Linked DNA regions of Homo sapiens: region 2 is linked to region 1. A link is a loop called in an ENCODE intact Hi-C map of the cell type or tissue named here. Cell type or tissue: heart right ventricle. All regions are shown on one strand. Links, peaks and the distances in the headings refer to the core of each region. The heading gives the core; the rest is flanking DNA.

Region 1 (8,052 bases), core at 3,090-7,089:
TGTGAGGCTTATTACGATTTTTAAAATTTTAGTATTCCTCTTTTACCACTCCTAATTTTCATCTGTTCTACAAACACTTATAATATTCCAACTCCAACACGACCTAGTTTACAGTTTTTACTGAGGTGGGAGCAGCATCGTTTACTTCCTCTCCATGGCCACTGTCCCGAGTATGGCGTGCGCGCCACAAAGTTCAGGAAGCGTGGCTGACCTCTGAGACCCCGACCCTCTTCCTCACGCCTTGCATTTGGTGCCAGCAGCAGTGGTAGAAGCAGGGCTAGGGAGGCCAGCGCCAGCTGCCGCTTTCTCCTGCAGGGGGAGGGCGAGCTCTGTGGGAGCCTGCAGCCTCCTCACCGCGTTGTTAGGCGGGTCTTGGCGGGGTTGGGTGAACTGTCTTGGTTGCACGACCTGCTCGGGGTTATTGAAATGGCTAGTGGTGAATAACTCCCTCTCTGAAATACACTTTTTCCCACTCTGTGAAACCCACCTCCTCTGGATGCTGGAGCAAGGATGCCACATCAAACTCTGCCTGCTGCCTGCTCTAATTCGGTCCTGGAGTCCCAAGGAGCTACCAGTGCAGTGAGTGTAGCTCAGGATGACATGTTACTCAGCAATGGGCCCAGTGTCTGACACGCATAGAAGCCAACACTATGGCACCAGCTTTCCAAGAAAGAAAAAAGCTTTATTGCGAGCGGACTGCAAGGAGATGGGAGACAACGCTTAATTCTGCCTCCCTGAGCTGGGGGTGGGTCCAGCTTTTATGGCATTCCTAGCTGGTCCCAGGTGATGCCAATGTAGCTGGCTGGCCAGGCTGCTGGTAAGGATGAGGAGGTTAAAGTGTTTCCCATTGCCCACGCCTGGGCAATTCTGGCTCTGCGTCAGCTAATTAACTTAAGCACTGGTTAATTGGCTTGAGCTGGTCCCTTGGTTACAATAATGCCAGGGCTGAGGTTTGCTCCCTGCAGCTCTGAGCTGCCTAAACCTTTGGCTCTTCTTTTGATGGCTTCTAAGACACCCAAATACCAAATGCTCAAATTTGTTTTTTTAATTATCCAACTTTTTGTTTTCGACAGAGACGGGGTCTCTGTCGCCCAGGCTGGAAGTGCAGTGGCGCAATCTCAGCTCACTGCAACCTCCACCTCCTGGGTTCAAGCAGTTCTCCTGCCTCAGCCTCCTGAGTAGCAGGCATTACAGGCATGTGCCACCACGCCCGGCTAATTTTGTATTTTTAATAGAGACAGGGTTTCACCATGTTGGCCAGGCTGGTCTCGAATTCTTGACCTCAGGTGATCCGCCCACCTTGGTCTCCCAAAGTGCTGGGATTACAGGCATGAGCCACTGCGCCTGGCCAACTTTTTTTCTTTAAAGTGACGTGTCAATTCAAATTTTTCTCAGCCAAACAGTATTCATTTGATGTTGTATATTGGAAGTTTTTCAAATTGCAATACTCAGCCTTTTTATTGTGAAGTGGAGTATATTTTTTCAAACGTAAAGACGGATCTTGGGCCGGGTGCGGTGGCTCACCCCTGTAATCCCAGCACTTTGTGAGGCCTAGGTGGGCGGATCACGAGGTCCAGAGATGGAGACCATCCTGGCTAACATGGTGAAATCCTGTCTCTACTAAAAATACAAAAAATTAGCCAGGCGTGGTGGCACATGCCTGTAGTCCCAGCTACTCAGGAGGCTGAGTCAGGAGAATGATGTGAACCTGGGAGGCGGAGGTTGCAATGAGCGGAGATCACGCCATTGCACTCCAGTTTGGGTGACAGAGCGAAACTCCGTCTCAAAAACAAAAACAAAAACAAACAAACAAAAAAGACCAGGCGCGGTGGTTCATGCCTGTAATCCCAGCACTTTGGGAGGCCAAGGCGGGCAGATCACCTGAGGTCGGGAGTTCGAGACCAGCCTGGCCAAGATGGTGAAACCCCATCTCTACTAAAAATACAAAATTAGCTGGGCGTGGTGGCGCATGCCTGTAATCCCAGCTACTCGGGAGGCTGAAAGGAGAATCGCTTGAACCCGGGAGGTGGAGGTTGTGGTGAGCTGAGATCGCACTATTGCACTCCAGCCTGGGCAACAAGAGCCATAAAGATGGCAGAAAAGACTGAATGTATTACCATATTTGAAAAGAAAAAAAGGCTGGGCGAGGTGGCTCACGCCTGTAATTCCAACACTTTGGGAGGCCGAGGCGGGCGGATCACGAGGTCAGGAGATCGAGACCATCCTGGCTAACACAGTGAAACCCTGTCTCTAATAAAAATACAAAAAATTAGCCACGCGTGGTGGCGGGCGCCTGTAGTTCCAGCTATTCGGGAGGCTGAGGCAGGAGAATGGTGTGAAACCGGGAGGCAGAGCTTGCAGTGAGCCGAGACTGCGCCACTGCACTCCAGCCTGGGCAAGAGAGCAAGACTCCATCTCAAAAAAAAAAAAAAAGAAAAAAAAGAAAAAAAAGCAGATCAGGAAGACAGCATGGAAACATTTATAACCATGAACATTTCAGTCCTGAGTTGTAGTTTTAAAAATGTTTTTATAACCATAAAAAATTCAGTCTGGAGTTGTAAATTTAGTTTAAAAAGTAAGGTTTTTTTGGGGGGGAGGGGCAAGGTCTCACTCTGCCACCTGGAATGCACAACCCTAGCTCACTGCAGCCTTGGTTACCCAGGCTCAAACGATCCTCCCACCTCAGCCTCCTGAGTAGCTTGGATTACAGGCGTGAGCTGTCACAGCCAGCTAATTTTAAAATTTACTTGTAGAGACAGGGTTCTGCCATGTTGCCCAGGCTGGTCTCAAACTCCTGGCCTCAAGCAATCCTCCGGCCTAGGCCTCCCAAAGTGCTGGAATTACAGGCATAAGCCACTGTGCCTGGTTTAAAAAATAAGTTTTTATTCCTAACTAAATGAGAGTTTTCTGACATTTTCCCTCTAGACTTAGGTGTTCATTAACTCTGGCCTATATTACATCATTCTTTAAGAGGGAAAACAAGTGAAAAAGCTGAGACTTCCTTTGTAGTAAGAGACATCAGGGGAGCGGTTGTTGTGAAGAGTGGTGATGAGACAGTCACTGTCTGACAGAGCCGCCCGCAGAGTCGTTACCTTCATTTCCTGGGGCTGCACAGTGCCAGCTTCTCAAACAGGTATTATAATACTAACACAGGCTTCCATCACATGGCTTTTTTTTTAAAGTATTTTTAAAAACTTTTTATTGGGAAAAGTTAAAATGTATGCAGAGTGAATTCTGTAATGCACTTCTAGACGTCCACCCCCTACCCTCTACACAATTACCGATCTCATCCCATCTAGAGACTCCGTCCCCCCAATCTGTTTTGACTGGCTAGTATTTGCTGGTGTATCTTAAAGTACATCCTAGGTATCATTTCACACCTACATAATTGCGCCTGCATTTCTTTCTTTTTTCTTTTTGAGACAGAGTCTCTGTCGCCCAGGCTGGAGTGCAATGGCACGATCTCGGCTCACTGCAACCTCCGCCTCCTGGGTTCAAGCAATTCTTATGCCTCAGCCTCCCAAGTAGCTGTGATTACAGGTGCGTGCCACCACGCCTGGCTAGTTTTTGTATTTTTAGTAGAGACACGGTTTCACCATGTTGGCCAGGCTGGTCTTGAACCCCTGACCTCAGATGATCCACTGTGCCCGGCCTGCACCTCCATTTCTAAAACCAAAGAAATTTTCTTTAATAACTACAATACCACTATTGTGGTGGTGATCACCTAATAAGATTAACACTTCAACATCACTTAACACCCAGTCCACGTTCACATTTCTCTGTACGTACCAGAAATGCCTCTTGGTGGCTGGTTTGTCTGAAGGGTGGAAGCAGGGTCCGTGCTCAGAGCTGGCTGTTGAGCAGGTGCTGTGCTTGCTCCAAGGCCCGTGTGCAGCGAGGCCTGATGCTGGCGCCCGTCAGACGGTTCCTAACAGCACAGACGTCCAGGATTGTGTCTGCCAAGCACTGGCACTGTGTGTCTGCAGGTCTGTTCTCTAGCCTCTGTGTTCAGGGAGTGAAGAGAACGTGTGCTAACCACCGCCGCATCCCCGACGGCAACGCACGCCCAGCACAGGTGAAGGAGCTCTCTGAAGCCACGCTGTGGTCCGAGTCCCGATTCTGAAGCGGGTCAGATTTTGAATCCTGGCCAACCAGTTAACTAGTTGGTTTGTTAGCCAGGTAGTTATCCTCTAGTACAAACTACTTATCCTGTCTGGGCATCCATTTCTTCAGCTGTGAAATGGGGTGATGGTATGGGCTCACGGGTTATTGTGCAGATAAAAATGAAGCAGACTACGGCCTGGCACCCCGGAACTCGGGATCCGTTAGCTTGACAGAGACAACTCCCTTGAGGGTGGCAGGAAGCACACCCTCCAAAGCCTCTGGTTGGGGTGCGTGTACCCCTGGGATACAGTGACAATCAAGAAGAAACACCATGCCTTCTCCTAGAGTCTCATCTGAGGCTAACTTAGAGCACGTTGTTTAAAATGACACCTTCAGCTGCCTGTGAGCCACTTCCTCTCCTCCCAGCCTTTGTCGTTACTCTGCAGCACAGCTGAGCACTGCATTAAGTCAGAGCAGCACGAATGCGTAGGCTTTGGGACAAAAAGCCTCTGGGATTCCTTCCTGAACTGGCCCTGCCCACTCCCGTGGCTCTCTGTGCATACCTCTTGCCCATTGGCACCGCCCTCCAAATGCTCCTTTCAACAGATCCTCCTGGCCCCGTGCTCCTCGCCCACGGGGAAGCCCAGGTGACATTCTCTAGCTCCACCTACAGGCTGCCTTCGGGACAAGACCTGGTTGTTTCCAAAACCCCGAGGGATTCAGTGTGTGAGTGAGTTCTGGGATAGCAAATGCAATTATTTTTTGTTTTCTTTTTGAGACAGGGTCTCGTTCTGTCGCCCATGCTGGAATGCAGTGGTGTGATCTTGGCTCACTGCAGTCTCGACCTAAGCTCAAACAATCCTCAAGCATCAGCCTCCCCAGTAGCTGGGATTACAGGCGCACACCGCTACGCCTGGATAATTTTTGTTATTTTTTGTAGAGATGGGGTTTCGCCATGTTGCCCAGGCTGATCTCAAACTCCTGGGTTCAAGCGATCTGCCCGCCTCAGCCTCCCAAAGTGCAGGCGTGAGCCACTGGGCCCAACCTACCCTGGTAATTTGCCAAAGGAAGCCTTAAGTAGTAAAGGGAGAAGAGGAATGGCCCAGCCTTTGTGGGGAAGCCCTCCTGGGTCAGACACATCAATCTCTGCTTCCGGGGGTGAGGTGGGGGGTGGGGGTGGGGAGGGCAGCTCCCATCCGTCCTCACCTCCCTTTGGAGGAGAGTTCAGGTTCTGGGGGTTCAAGTCCTAGCCCCAGTGCTTGCTAACTGCGACATCTGTAGCGTGTTACTGCCTCTCAGCCTGTTTCCTGTTCTGAAAGTCAGGGCCTGTACTGATGCCTCACTAGGTTCTAAGGTGGACTAAATGCACTAAGATGCGTGACACAGGGCTGGAGCCTGGTGCCAGTGCAGTGGATGTGAAGGCTGTGATAGGGCAGGCCTGGGTTCTTTGTATCATTAGAAATTTTCCAGCTGGGGTCCTGGCATCCGCATGTCCTGGATGCTTGTTAGACATACAAGTTCTTGGGCTCCTTCCTACAGCAGTGCAATCAGAACACTGGGGCCCAGCTGGCTGTTAGGGCCTTCCAGGTGATTCTAATGCACTCTCAAGCCTGAGCAGCTGGGCAGATGGATAATTTTAAAGGTAGGGCCTTTCTGTACCACAGCAGATTCATCTTCTGGAGGCAGAAGAGAACAAAATACGTTCGCAGGAAAAATGTGATTCCTGTGTCAGAACCAAACCCTCTGAATCTCACACGACCTGACGCTGACTTCCACTGATGCTGTGTAATGCTTTCCTGCAAACTTCTCACACAGCCCAACAACCCTGAGGCTGTTGGAGGAAGCCATGACAGGTTTTGGTTGTCTTACAAAAGAAACTGAGGCTCAGAGAGATCTCCGTCATCTGTTGGACATCTACCATGGGCCAGACCTAATGAGGCTAAATGCCAGAGACACAGATGATAAACAGGATGGTCTCAAGAGGACAGGACACCCAGGGTGCAGCCACCACCCCCATTCCACAGCTGCTCTCCTACCCACCTGCAGAGTGCCAGATTTCAAACTGGACTCACTTTTACCCCCATGCTTGCTGCTTTAGAATCTTTTTAGCGCACAATTTAGGGATCTTGGTAATTGTCTTAGATGGAGACAAATATTATGCAGTATGCATTTGATACTAGCCTAACTAGAATCAATTGGCTTTTTTTTTCAATTGGCTTATTATGTACTTTGCCTTGTGATTATTTCCTGATGCAATATTCTCCTACAGCTTATAATTTCAACTACTATGTCATTGAATGCTACCTTATTTCTAAAGGACTTCATAGTTTAAATCTTTCTCTTATTTATCCTCATAATAACTGTAAGTTAGAGCTTACATAATTAACATCTCCATTTTCCAAATAAGAAAACAAGAGGCTCAGAGAGGCCACAAGATAAGTAGCAGGATCAAGTTTAATAAACGTTTATTGAGCAGTAGAATACAAGTGAGTGCCTGGATCCTGATCACCAAGTCCTGTACAACTGAGGTAATTATTTCACAATGATGGGTGGCTCAGTGAGATTCTGATTGCATGCGCTGCATGACAAATTATCTACTCAGAGTATGCCTGACACGCCGGAGGGGCTGAGGGGGAACACACTGAAAGCAGTACCAGGTAGCAGTGCATCTCACAGATCCATTTATTCATGCCATGAAGTAAACGGTACTTATACAAGTGTACAGTGACGTTCCACGCTCCCCATCTAACACGGCTTGCTGAAATTTACAGGCAGACTGACGTTTTCTTTCACATGTACTCCAAGTAAATCTGGTTAGTGATGACCAGGAGCAGGCGCTGAAGCTTTTGAAAGAGATGCATATATAAATATGATTTAAGAAGGAAGGAACAAGTTGGATGTAATTTATTAAACAAGTATCAAAAGAAGTTGATCAACAGTCCAAAAAGATAAATGACACCTTTCAATACTATTGAAAAGTAGGATTATTTCTATATGAAACACCCAGAGTGCTTAAGGGTTCATGTAATGACAGCAGACAGGCAGTGGTCACCCACAGCGCAAAGAGAGAGGCAGGGAAACACCTCCTCCTCAAACTCATGTAGCCAGTCCTGGGTTTGTGTAACATTCAAATGGCTACAGTTTCATTGTCACTCTGGCATAAATTTATAAGGCGCTTTCTTTCAAAATACATTAAAGGCCAGGCGCAGTGGCTCACGCCTGTAATCCCAACACTTTGGGAGGCCAAGGCAGGTGGATCACCTGAGGTAGGAGTTTGAAACCAGCCGGCCAACCCCATCTCTACTAAAAATACAAAAAATTAGCCGGGTATGGTGGCGGGCACCTGTAATCCCAGCTACTTGGGAGGCTAAGGCAGGAGAATTGCTTGAACCTGGAAGGCGGAGGTTGCAGTGAGCCAAGATTGTGCCACTGCACTCCAGCCTGGGCAACACAGCGAGACTCTGTCTCAAAAAAAAAAAAACCCAAAAAACAAAACCAAACCATTAAAAACACATCATTACGGGTAGGCTGAGGCGGGTGGATCACAAGGTCAGGAGATCCAGACCATCCTGGCTATGTGAAACCCTATCTCTACTAAAAATACAAAACATTAGCCAGGCGTGGCGGCAGGTGCCTGTAGTCCCAGCTACTCAGAAGGCTGAGGCAGGAGAACGGCATGAACCTGGGAGGCGGAGCTTGCAGTGAGCTGAGATCGCAGCACTGCAGTCCAGCCTGGGCGACAGAGCGAGGCTCCGTCTCAAAAAACAATAAACAAAATAAAACGACATCATTAGGGAACTTCTAGGACAGCATGCTTGCACAGCTCACTTGTGCTTCCCTATTGGTGATGATATCGACTACCTCTAATTAATCCATTCCTCTATTACTCCTGGAAGTTTTACTTGATCCACTTGACTATAAAAAGCAGAAATTCAGAATTCTCTTTCC
Region 2 (9,178 bases), core at 3,154-7,153, 340 kb before region 1:
TACAGAAATGAATGTGTGTGCCTCTTTTCACACATGCACAGATGGCTCTCCAGGCAGGAGCTCTGCATGCTAACACATGCCTCCCTGGTGCCTAGAGCAGTGCTTGGCCTTTGCATGGTGGTGCAGGGGCAGGCAGGTTGATGCTTATGGAGAATGGCTGAATCCACCATGTCCATCTTTGGAATCTATCAGAAGTTTATTGTTTGCAGCTCCAGGCAGGGTCTCCTGAGGATGCAAGGGAGCACCACCCTGGGCCTGCCTGTTGGGCACCTAACTTCTGAGAGGAGGAGGGTTGGAACAAGTCCACAAATAACCATATTTTTCCCTTTTTTGGACATAGGGTCTTGCTCTGTTGCCCAGGCTGGAGTGCAGTGGCACAAACATAGCTCACCACAGCCTCAACCTCACTGGCTCAAGTAATCTTCCTGCCTCAGCCTCTTTAGTAGCTGGGGCTACAGGCATGTGCCACCGCACCTGGCTGATTTTTAAAATTTTTTTGGCAGGGCGCGGTGGCTCGTGCCTGTAATCTCAGCACGTTGGAAGGCCGAGGCAGGTGGATCATCTGAGGTCAGGAATTCAAGACCAGCCTGGCCAACGTGGTGAAACACCGTCTCTACTGAAAATACAAAAATTAGCCGGGCGTGGTGGCGCATGCCTGTAATCCCAGCTACTCGGGAGGCTGAGGCAGGAGAATTGCTTGAACCTGGTAGGCGGAGGCTGCAGTGAGCCAAGATCGCGCCACTGCACTCCAGCCTGGGCAACAATGCGAGACTCTTTCTCAAAAAAAAAAAAAAAAAAAAATTTTTTTTTGTAGCTTTGCACAGCGGCAGTATTGTAGCCAATGAGATTTATCTGAGGTGTGATTATTGATAATTGAAAACTTTTCCCAATACCCTGCCGTGATGACTTGCAATATAGTCAGCACTGGCAATTTTTGACAGTCTCTACAGAGACTGAAAACAAAAATTTTTTTTATAGAGATGGGGTCTCACTTTGTTGCCCAGGCTGGCCTCAAACTCCTGAGCTCAAGCAGTCCACCTACCTCGGCTTCCCAAGGTGCTGGGATTACAAGTGTAAACCACCAAGCCCAGCCCACAAATCATCTTTAGACAAATTGTCTAATCATCTTTAGACAATACTGAGGTGCAGGCCTTGTGTCTGTTGGTGGTGGGAAAGAGATGGTTGACTAGGGCCTTAAAGATAATAAAAATAATTAACGTATGTATACAGCAGGGGTGGCTTCCTGCTGTGGTCACTCCAGCGTTGGGTGAAAGTGTTCCAGCCTGGATAGCTCTCCCATCTCGTTGGCATTCCTGAAATTAGGAGACTGTTTTCATTGACTTTCTAGTGTTTGCCCTTCTGGTGGATTATCCTTCTTTTATATTGCTGGATCGGGTTTGCGGATTTGTCTAGCATCCATGTAGAATAGGGGGCTGGGGACCCTAACCCTCAGTAAATATGAAGTTCCTGACTCCTTCTCAGATGGGAACTCAAAGCCTTTATAGAACTGAGAGTTAGAACAGGAAGCAAGAACGCTAAGAGCTTGCTAACATTTTTCTCTTCATTATTCCCTGGTGGTTTCCCCATGGTAGCTTTGTGTCATGTACGGGCACTTCCAGGAATAGGGTGCAGGAGAAACGTCTCAGTGTCTCCCCTTCCGAATCTTGGCTTCTGGAGGGAGAGATGCTGGGGTGGGAGTGCTCCTTGGTGGAGTACTCAGGAGCTTAGTAAAAGCAGAGGGGGCTGGAGAGGCAGGCCTGGCCTGCAGAGCCAGCATGGAGAAGCCTGGTGTAGGGCTCTCCAGCCTGCCAATTTACAGTTAAGAAGAAAGGAGATATGTATATATATATATACACACACATACATACATACATACACACACACATATATACACACATATATATACACACATGTATACATATATATACACACACATACACATATACACACACATGTACACATATACACACATATATACGTGTGTGTGTATATATATATATATGTATACGTATATATATATGTGTGTGTGTATATATATATATATATATATATATAGTGACAGGGTCTCACTCTGTCACCCAGGTTGGAGTGCAGTGACACGATCTTGGTTCACTGCAACCTCCGCCTCCCAGGTTCAAGCAATTCTTGTGCCTCAGCCTCCCAAGTAGCTGGGATTACAGGTGCACACCACCACGCCCAGCTTATTTTTTGGTATTTTAAGTAGAGGCGGGGTTTCACCATGTTGGCCAGGCTGGTCTCGAACTCCTGACCTCAAATGATCCACCTGCTTCGGCTTCCCAAAGTGCTGGGATGACAGGCGTGAGCCACCGCGCCCGGCTGAAAAAAGATTTTCACAAGAACCGGAAGGTTAACTCCCCTCCCAGACCCAAAGATGCAGATTCGGCCTGACCAGTAGGAATGCACATGTGCCTCTCTGTGACAAGGGCAGAACTGAGGCTGCTTCTCAGGAGACTGTGAGGGTCTAGCGTGCCCTCCCCGCAGACATGAGGGCCGGATGGAAGAGCCTTCTGTCCCCAGCATAGCCAATGGGACACCATGAATCATAGGCTTGTACTGTGGAAACTAGCAATTATGGTAATTATTCGCACTACAAAGGGCTCTTCCTCTTACCAAAGGACATTTTCCTCCCCCAAGCTGCTTGTCCTCGCTTTTAAATAGTAGCTCCTCCGTGAATAAAGGCAGAAACATGTGGTTATAGGGAAGAACAAAGGAAGATAACATCTCTCACATTATAATGGCAAACAATGATTTGAAAATATCGGTACACCAGCTTTATCCGTAAAGCAGTTTATGTGAGTGATAACTGGTAGATAAATATGGAAAAGTAGCCGAACACACTTGACACCTCTCTGAGCTTGCTTTGTGATATGTGGGCAGCTAGAAAAAGCAGCTAATTATTAGGTGGCTCCTTTAACATTTCCTGATGGGGAGCCTGTGAGCAGAAAAGAGCGGGTGCAGCCCTGGACAGTGGTCATGCACGGTTAGCGCGAAACCCACTGAGCTGCAGACACCCGGGTCAGCTCGGAGGAGGGAAGGAGTCGCCGTCCTGGGCCACAGTCTAGGGGGGTGGACCGTGGTGCCGTCCCTTTGGTGGGACTCACCTTAGTTTCTACCAACAGCTAAATATCACAGATGCAAAGACTTGGGGGAGAAGCCCATGAACATTTTCTGAGTCCTTTAATGTATGATAAGGAAAAAAATAATAAAAGTCAACATTTGTAGAAATCTAGGTTTTGGTTTTTTGTTTGTTTGTTTTTTTTTGAGACGGAGTCTCGCTCTGTCGCCCAGGCTGGAATGCAGTGGTGCGATCTCGGCTCACTGCAACCTCTGCCTCCCAGGTTCAAGCAATTCTCCTGGCTCAGCCTCTCATATAGCTGGGACTACAGGTGCCGGCCACCACGCATGGCTAATTTTTGTATTTTTAGTAGAGATGGGGTTTCACCATGTTGGTCAGGCTGGTCTCGAACTCCCGACCTTAGGTGATCCACCCACCTCAGCCTCCCAAAGTGCTGGGATTACAGGCGTGAGCCACCGCACCTGGCTAGAAATGTAGGTTTTATTTTTTTAATGGGATATTTGGTGATTGTATATAGTTTTTAGACTGATGGGTAAAATGTTGAAGGTCTGTATTGCAATCCTGCCTTTACTTTCTAAAAAGGATTCCTAAATTGATCCAGCATCAAATCAGTGTATTTTAACCCTGACGATGAGCAGTATAGTTTCAGGTCTTGAATAGCAGGGTCCCCCCACTATAACTCCCTGACAGTTCTTCTTGCCCATTGCACAAACAAAACCAGTTCATGGAGACCATGGCATTGCAGTAAAGAAAGAGTTTAGGGCCAGGCACGGTGGCTCACGCCTGTAATCCCAGCACTTTGGGAGGCTGAGGCAGGCAGATCACCTGAGGTCAGGAGTTCAAGATCAGCCTGGTCAACATGGTGAAACCCCATCTCTACTAAAAATGCAAAAATTAGCCGGGCGTGGTGGCATATGCCTATAATCCCAGCTACTCAGGAGGCTGAGGCAGGAGAATCGCTTGAACCCGGGAGGCGGAGGTTGCAGTGAGCCAAGATCACACCACTGCACTCTAGCCTGGGCGATAGAGCGAGACTCCATCTCAAAAAAAAGAAAGAGTTTAATTGATGTGAGGCCAGCCATGCTACATGGAAGAGTTATTACTCAAATCAGTCTCTCCTCGCATCTGGGGGCTAGATTTTTTCAAAAATAGTTTGGAGGAAGGGGTGGAGGTGGCTAGGCAATGGGTGCTTGCTGCCGATTGGTCTGGGTGCAATCACAGGGGTGTGGGACTCATCCTCCTGCATGCCGAGTGGCTTCTGGGCGGGTCCAGGAGGAGCCATCACGTTGGACTTGCAAAAAACCTGAAAAGATATCTCAAAAAGCCAATCTTAGGTTCTGCAATAGAGATGCAGGAGTAATTGGAGAAGTTGCAGATCTTGTGACCTCTGGAATGATGGCTGGCACCTTACCAGAATTCAGACTCCTCACCTCCTCCTAGCCTGGTAGGGTCTCTCATTAGCTTAAGAAAGCTTAGCTCCATCCTGGCTAACAGGGTGAAACCCCATCTCCACTAAAAAATACAAAAAAATTAGCCGGGCGTGGTGATGGGCGCCTGTAGTCCCAGCTACTTGGGAGGCTGAGGCAGGAGAATGGCGTGAACCTGGGAGGCGGAGCTTGCAGTGAGCCGAGATCTCGCCACTGCCCTCCAGCCTGAGCGACAGAGTGAGACTCTGTCTCAAAAAAAAAAAAGAAAGCTTAGCAAAGGTGGTTGAGTTTCGGGAAAGGGCTGTTATTATTTAAACCAGAAACTAGGCCCTGTGTGGTGGCTCCTACTTGTAATCCCAGCACTTTGGCTGAGATCACGCCACTACACTCCAGTCTGGCAACAGAGCGAGACTCCGTCTCTAAGTAAATAAATAAATCCAGATTGTACATTTTATAATACTAGAGATTCATTTTGTCATATGTTAATCCAATTTACTTTGTTAAAGGTCTCAAGATTCTGCCCTCCAAGAAAGTCTTGCCATGATTGGATAGGACCCCCAGATAAATATTCAAACCTTCGACCTGTTCACTTTTACATACCTGAAAATGAATCTCCATTGGAACAAAAGCTTAGAAAATTAAGACAAGAAACACAAGAATGGAATCAACAGTTCTGGGCAAACCAGAATTTGACTTTTAGTAAGGTAAGTTTAAGTTTTAGATCAGAACGGAAGGGTGCGGTGGCTCACGCCTGTAATCCCAGCACTTCGGGATGCCGAGGTGGGCAGATCACGAGGTCAGGAGATCGAGACCATCCTGGCTAACACGGTGAAACCCTGTCTCTACTAAAAATACAAAAAATTAGCCCGGCGTGGTGGCGGGCGCCTGTAGTTCCAGCTACTCGGGAGGCTGAGGCAGGAGAATGGCGTGAACCCGGGAGGCAGAGCTTGCAGTGAGCGGAGATTGCGCCACTGCACTCCAGCCTGGGTGACAGAGCCAGACTCGTCTCAAAAAAAAAAAAAGAAAAAAAAGTTTTAGATCAGAATGAGAAATAACACAGTTGGCCACTTGAGGGTGCTAGGTGTTTAGTATATTGCTTTGCTATTTGTTACGTGGTAGTACTGGGTCTCAGTCCATCCCCCGCACTGTATGTACATATATGCATATAGTTTTAAAAACTAATATGTAACTGTATATAAGAAATGGTCATTCGTAGAACCACAGATCTTGAGACTTTGAAGGATGCAATGTGTGAGCAGCAGAGCCAGAACTAGAAGTACATGTTTTACACACATAGGTGTGTGTGTTTATCTTTATGAGAATACCGGTTTTTTTAGGTGGGGCATGATGGCTCTGCAATCCCAGCACTTTGGGAGGCTGAGAGGGGTGGATCACTTGAAGCCAGGAGTTTGAGAGCAGCCTGGCCAACGTAGCGAAACCTTATCTCTACTAAAAATATAAAAATGAGCCAGGTGTGGTGGCATATGCCTGTGATCCCCATGACTTGGGAGGCTGAGGCACAAGAATTGCTTGAACCCAGGAGGCGGAGGTTGCAATGAGCCGAGAGCGCGCCATTGCACTCCAGTCTGGGTGACAGGAGTGAGACCCTCAAAAAGAAACCCGTTTTTGTGATGTGTTGTCATTCTTCCTGAGAATTCAAAAAAAAAAAAATTTTTTTCTTTTTTGAGACGGAGTCTCGCTCTGTCACCAAGCTGGAGTGCAGTGGTGCGATCTCAGCTTACTGCACCCTCCACCTCCCAGGTTCAGGTGATTCTCTTGCCTCACCCTCCCGAGTAGCTGGGATTACAGGCACACACCTCCGTGCCCAGCTAATTTTTGTACTTTTAGTGGAGATGGGATTTCACTCTGTTGGCCAGGATGGTCTTGATCTCCTGACCTCGTGATCCGCCCACCTCGGCCTCCCAAAGTGTTGGGATTACAAGCATAAGCCACCATGCCCAGCAGAGAATTCAAAATTCTTAACAGGATACTTATAAATAAACTGTGTAAGAAAGAAGTATAAATAGTCTAAACCAGAAGAAAAACATTTAACTTTTTTTTTTTTCTTCTGAGATGGAGTTTCACTCCTGTTGCCCAGGCTGGAGTGCAGTGACATGATCTCAGCTCACTGCAACCTCCACCTCCCTGGTTCAAGCGATTCTCCTGCCTCAGCCTCCCAAGTAGCTGGGATTACAGGCGCCCGCCACCACACCCGGCTAATTTTTGTATGTTTAGAAGAGATGGGGTTTCACCACATTGGCCAGGCTGGTCTTGAACCCCTGACCTTCAGGTGATTCGCCTGCCTTGGCCTCCCAAAGTGCTGGGATTACAGGCATGAGCCATCGTGCCCGGCAACATTTAAACTTTGACTTTCCATTTGAGTGGGCTATGTCTGGTGGGGTATATTTATCATATTCTGTGGAGGGTTTTTTTTGTTGTTGTTGTTTTTGTTTTGAGACAGAGTCTCACTCTGTTGTCCAGGCTGGAGTGCAGTGGCGTGATCTCGGCTCACTGCAACCTCCGCCTCCTGGGTTCAAGCAGTTCTCCCGCCTCAGCCTCCTAAGTAGGTGGGATTACAGGTGCCCACCATCACATTGGGCTAATTTTTGTATTTTTAGTAGAGACGGGGTTTCTCCATGTTGGCCAGGCTGGTCTGGAACTCCTGACCTCAGGTGATCCACCCACCTCGTCCTCCCAAAGTGCTGGCATTATGGGTGTGAGCCACTGTGCCTGACCTATTCTGTGGATTTATAAACAAACAGCGTCTCCCAAAGTTTATTGAACATCTTCTCAAATCCTGTTTCAAGCACAAAACTTTTAACCACATTCAGAGGGTTTTAAACGAGCTTTGAGATGGGTCACTAGCTTCTCAGAAAATCCACATCTAAACTTCTCCAGTACACCGTGAGCTGTGCTCTAGCCAAAGAAAAATGGAAAGACAGAGAAAGGAGTTCTGAGAGCCTTTTTTTTTTTTTTTTTTTTTTTTTAAGGAAAAAGAAGAATTTATTCACTCAAGACTAAAAACTAAAGGCCTGGGCCTGAGAACTGAATCAGGTTAGTGTGTTTGTTTGATTGTTTTTTTTGCTTTCTTTGCGTTTGAGCTAGTCCATGAAAAGGGAAAGGAAGGGCGGTGAGAGAGGTGGGGAAGTTCAGGGCGGTCCTTGGCCTGCTTTGGGGCAGTGCTCGGCACACCCCTGTCCAAGTTCTCTTGCACACCCAGTTCCCAGGCATGGCTCTCCAATCTCAGCTCCCTCCTTTCTCTCCGGATTTTAGGTGGTTATGATGGATGACCAACCTCTGACCTTTGACTTTCGTACTGAGGTCTCAGCCTTTGCAGCTTCTCCCTCCAAAGCAGCTTTTCTTCTGATTCCTGATCTCAGTTCAGTGCTCAAAATAGCCTCTCCTTATTTTCTCCTGGTGTCAGTGTTAGGCCTGAATAACATCTCATGCTGTTCGTTAAACAGATGTCTGCTGCCAAAAAGTTGTTCTGATAGAAAATCCAAAATCATCGACCCCAAAAGCCAAGTCTGTCATTGGGCTAAAGTGCCATTCCTACTAATCCTTTGCCTCACCTGATTCATTTGGAATAAAGGGCCAGGAGCTTGAGTCACCCCCATGCCAGGACCTCTGTTGCTATTTGCTGGCTGCTGGAGAGGTGGGGTCTTGCGGGCCCTGGAGAGGTGGGGTCTTGTGGGGCAGAGCTGGAGCAGATGCTGCATCCAGCAGTAAGCATGAGAATGAGCACTCACAGTTTTGGGTCCTGTGCTGGACACTGTGCAAGTCCTGTGCATATATCACCTGTTGCATTTCCCACAGTGACCCAATGAAGTAGATACTGTTATCTTTACCATTTTATAGATGAGCAACCTGAGGCTTCACCAGAATTGCACAGTGAGAATGTGGCGTGGCCTGGATTCTCACGTCGGGAGTCGGATTGCAAAGCCTTACTGGGCCTCGCCGCGCCCCATGGCTGTCAGCGCATTCCATGCTGACCTGGCCGTGTATGCGTGCGTGTGTACGCATGTGTGTGCGTACGTGCACGTGTGTACATGTGTGTGTGCTTGTGTGCACACCACATGTGCCGTGTCCATAGGTCTGTCATCATATCAGGTAGGACTAGGTCGGCTCATAGCTTGGAAGGGCTTTGGAGACAGCCACTCTCCTAACAGATGGGAGAAGTTGTTTTGATTCTTACTAAGGTCCCAGAATCCTATTGATGGCTTTGCTGAGTATTGAAAGGCTGGCCTTAAATTAGGTTTGAAACTGAATTTGGTAATAGGACAGGATGTGTTAAGGAAGGGAAACATACAGGGAGCTGCCTGCTCTGGCAGCTGTTGAAAGTGAGCAGGCCACGGTGCCTGCAGTGGGAGTGGGGCAGCAGGCGTGTCACCTTGGGCCAGAGCACATGTCTTGTACACGGTTGCACCAATGCGTGAGGATGTAGGTCCCCAAGAGCCAAGAGAAGGGGAGCTTTGTTGAATACGTGATATTGGAGAAAGCTTTGGCCCAAAAGAACAAATTTAGATTCGTTCTCTCTGCAATACAAATGTATTCCAGTGGGTCAAAATGTTAATTATTATTAATTTCTTTTTTTGTTTCTTGAGTCAGGGTCTCACTCTGTCTCCCAGGCTGGAATGCAGTGGCACCATCTAGG

The links. Hi-C counts contacts between places; a loop is a spot of excess contacts. Peaks named below come from ENCODE experiments on the same cell type or tissue, not always from the same donor. Only the 100,000 strongest peaks of a DNase experiment are listed, where the experiment ranks them.
Region 2: it touches region 1 in a loop (2.9-fold over the local background); 43 of 110 quality-filtered maps call a loop at or near these places.

What each region holds. Positions count from the first base shown.
Region 1 is chr14:103,905,748-103,913,799 of GRCh38, forward strand. It overlaps ATP5MJ (ATP synthase membrane subunit j), which reads right to left. Exons shown (of 4, transcript NM_004894.3): 4 at 6,541-6,947. The coding sequence ends at 6,919. Among named protein-coding and RNA genes, the nearest start is that of ATP5MJ, 12 kb to the right of the region's middle. RefSeq lists an enhancer at 5,039-5,539. In heart right ventricle, for the core only: a CTCF peak has its summit at 4,783 (motif pointing left); a DNase peak (open chromatin) is centred at 4,674; H3K4me3 peaks cover 362 bases; H3K27ac peaks cover 706 bases.
Region 2 is chr14:103,566,593-103,575,770 of GRCh38, forward strand. It overlaps COA8 (cytochrome c oxidase assembly factor 8), which reads left to right. Exons shown (of 5, transcript NM_001370595.2): 2 at 5,031-5,228; 3 at 7,515-7,578. It also overlaps the pseudogene RNU4-68P. Among named protein-coding and RNA genes, the nearest start is that of COA8, 8.2 kb to the left of the region's middle. In heart right ventricle, for the core only: a CTCF peak has its summit at 5,597 (motif pointing right); a DNase peak (open chromatin) is centred at 5,604; H3K27ac peaks cover 774 bases.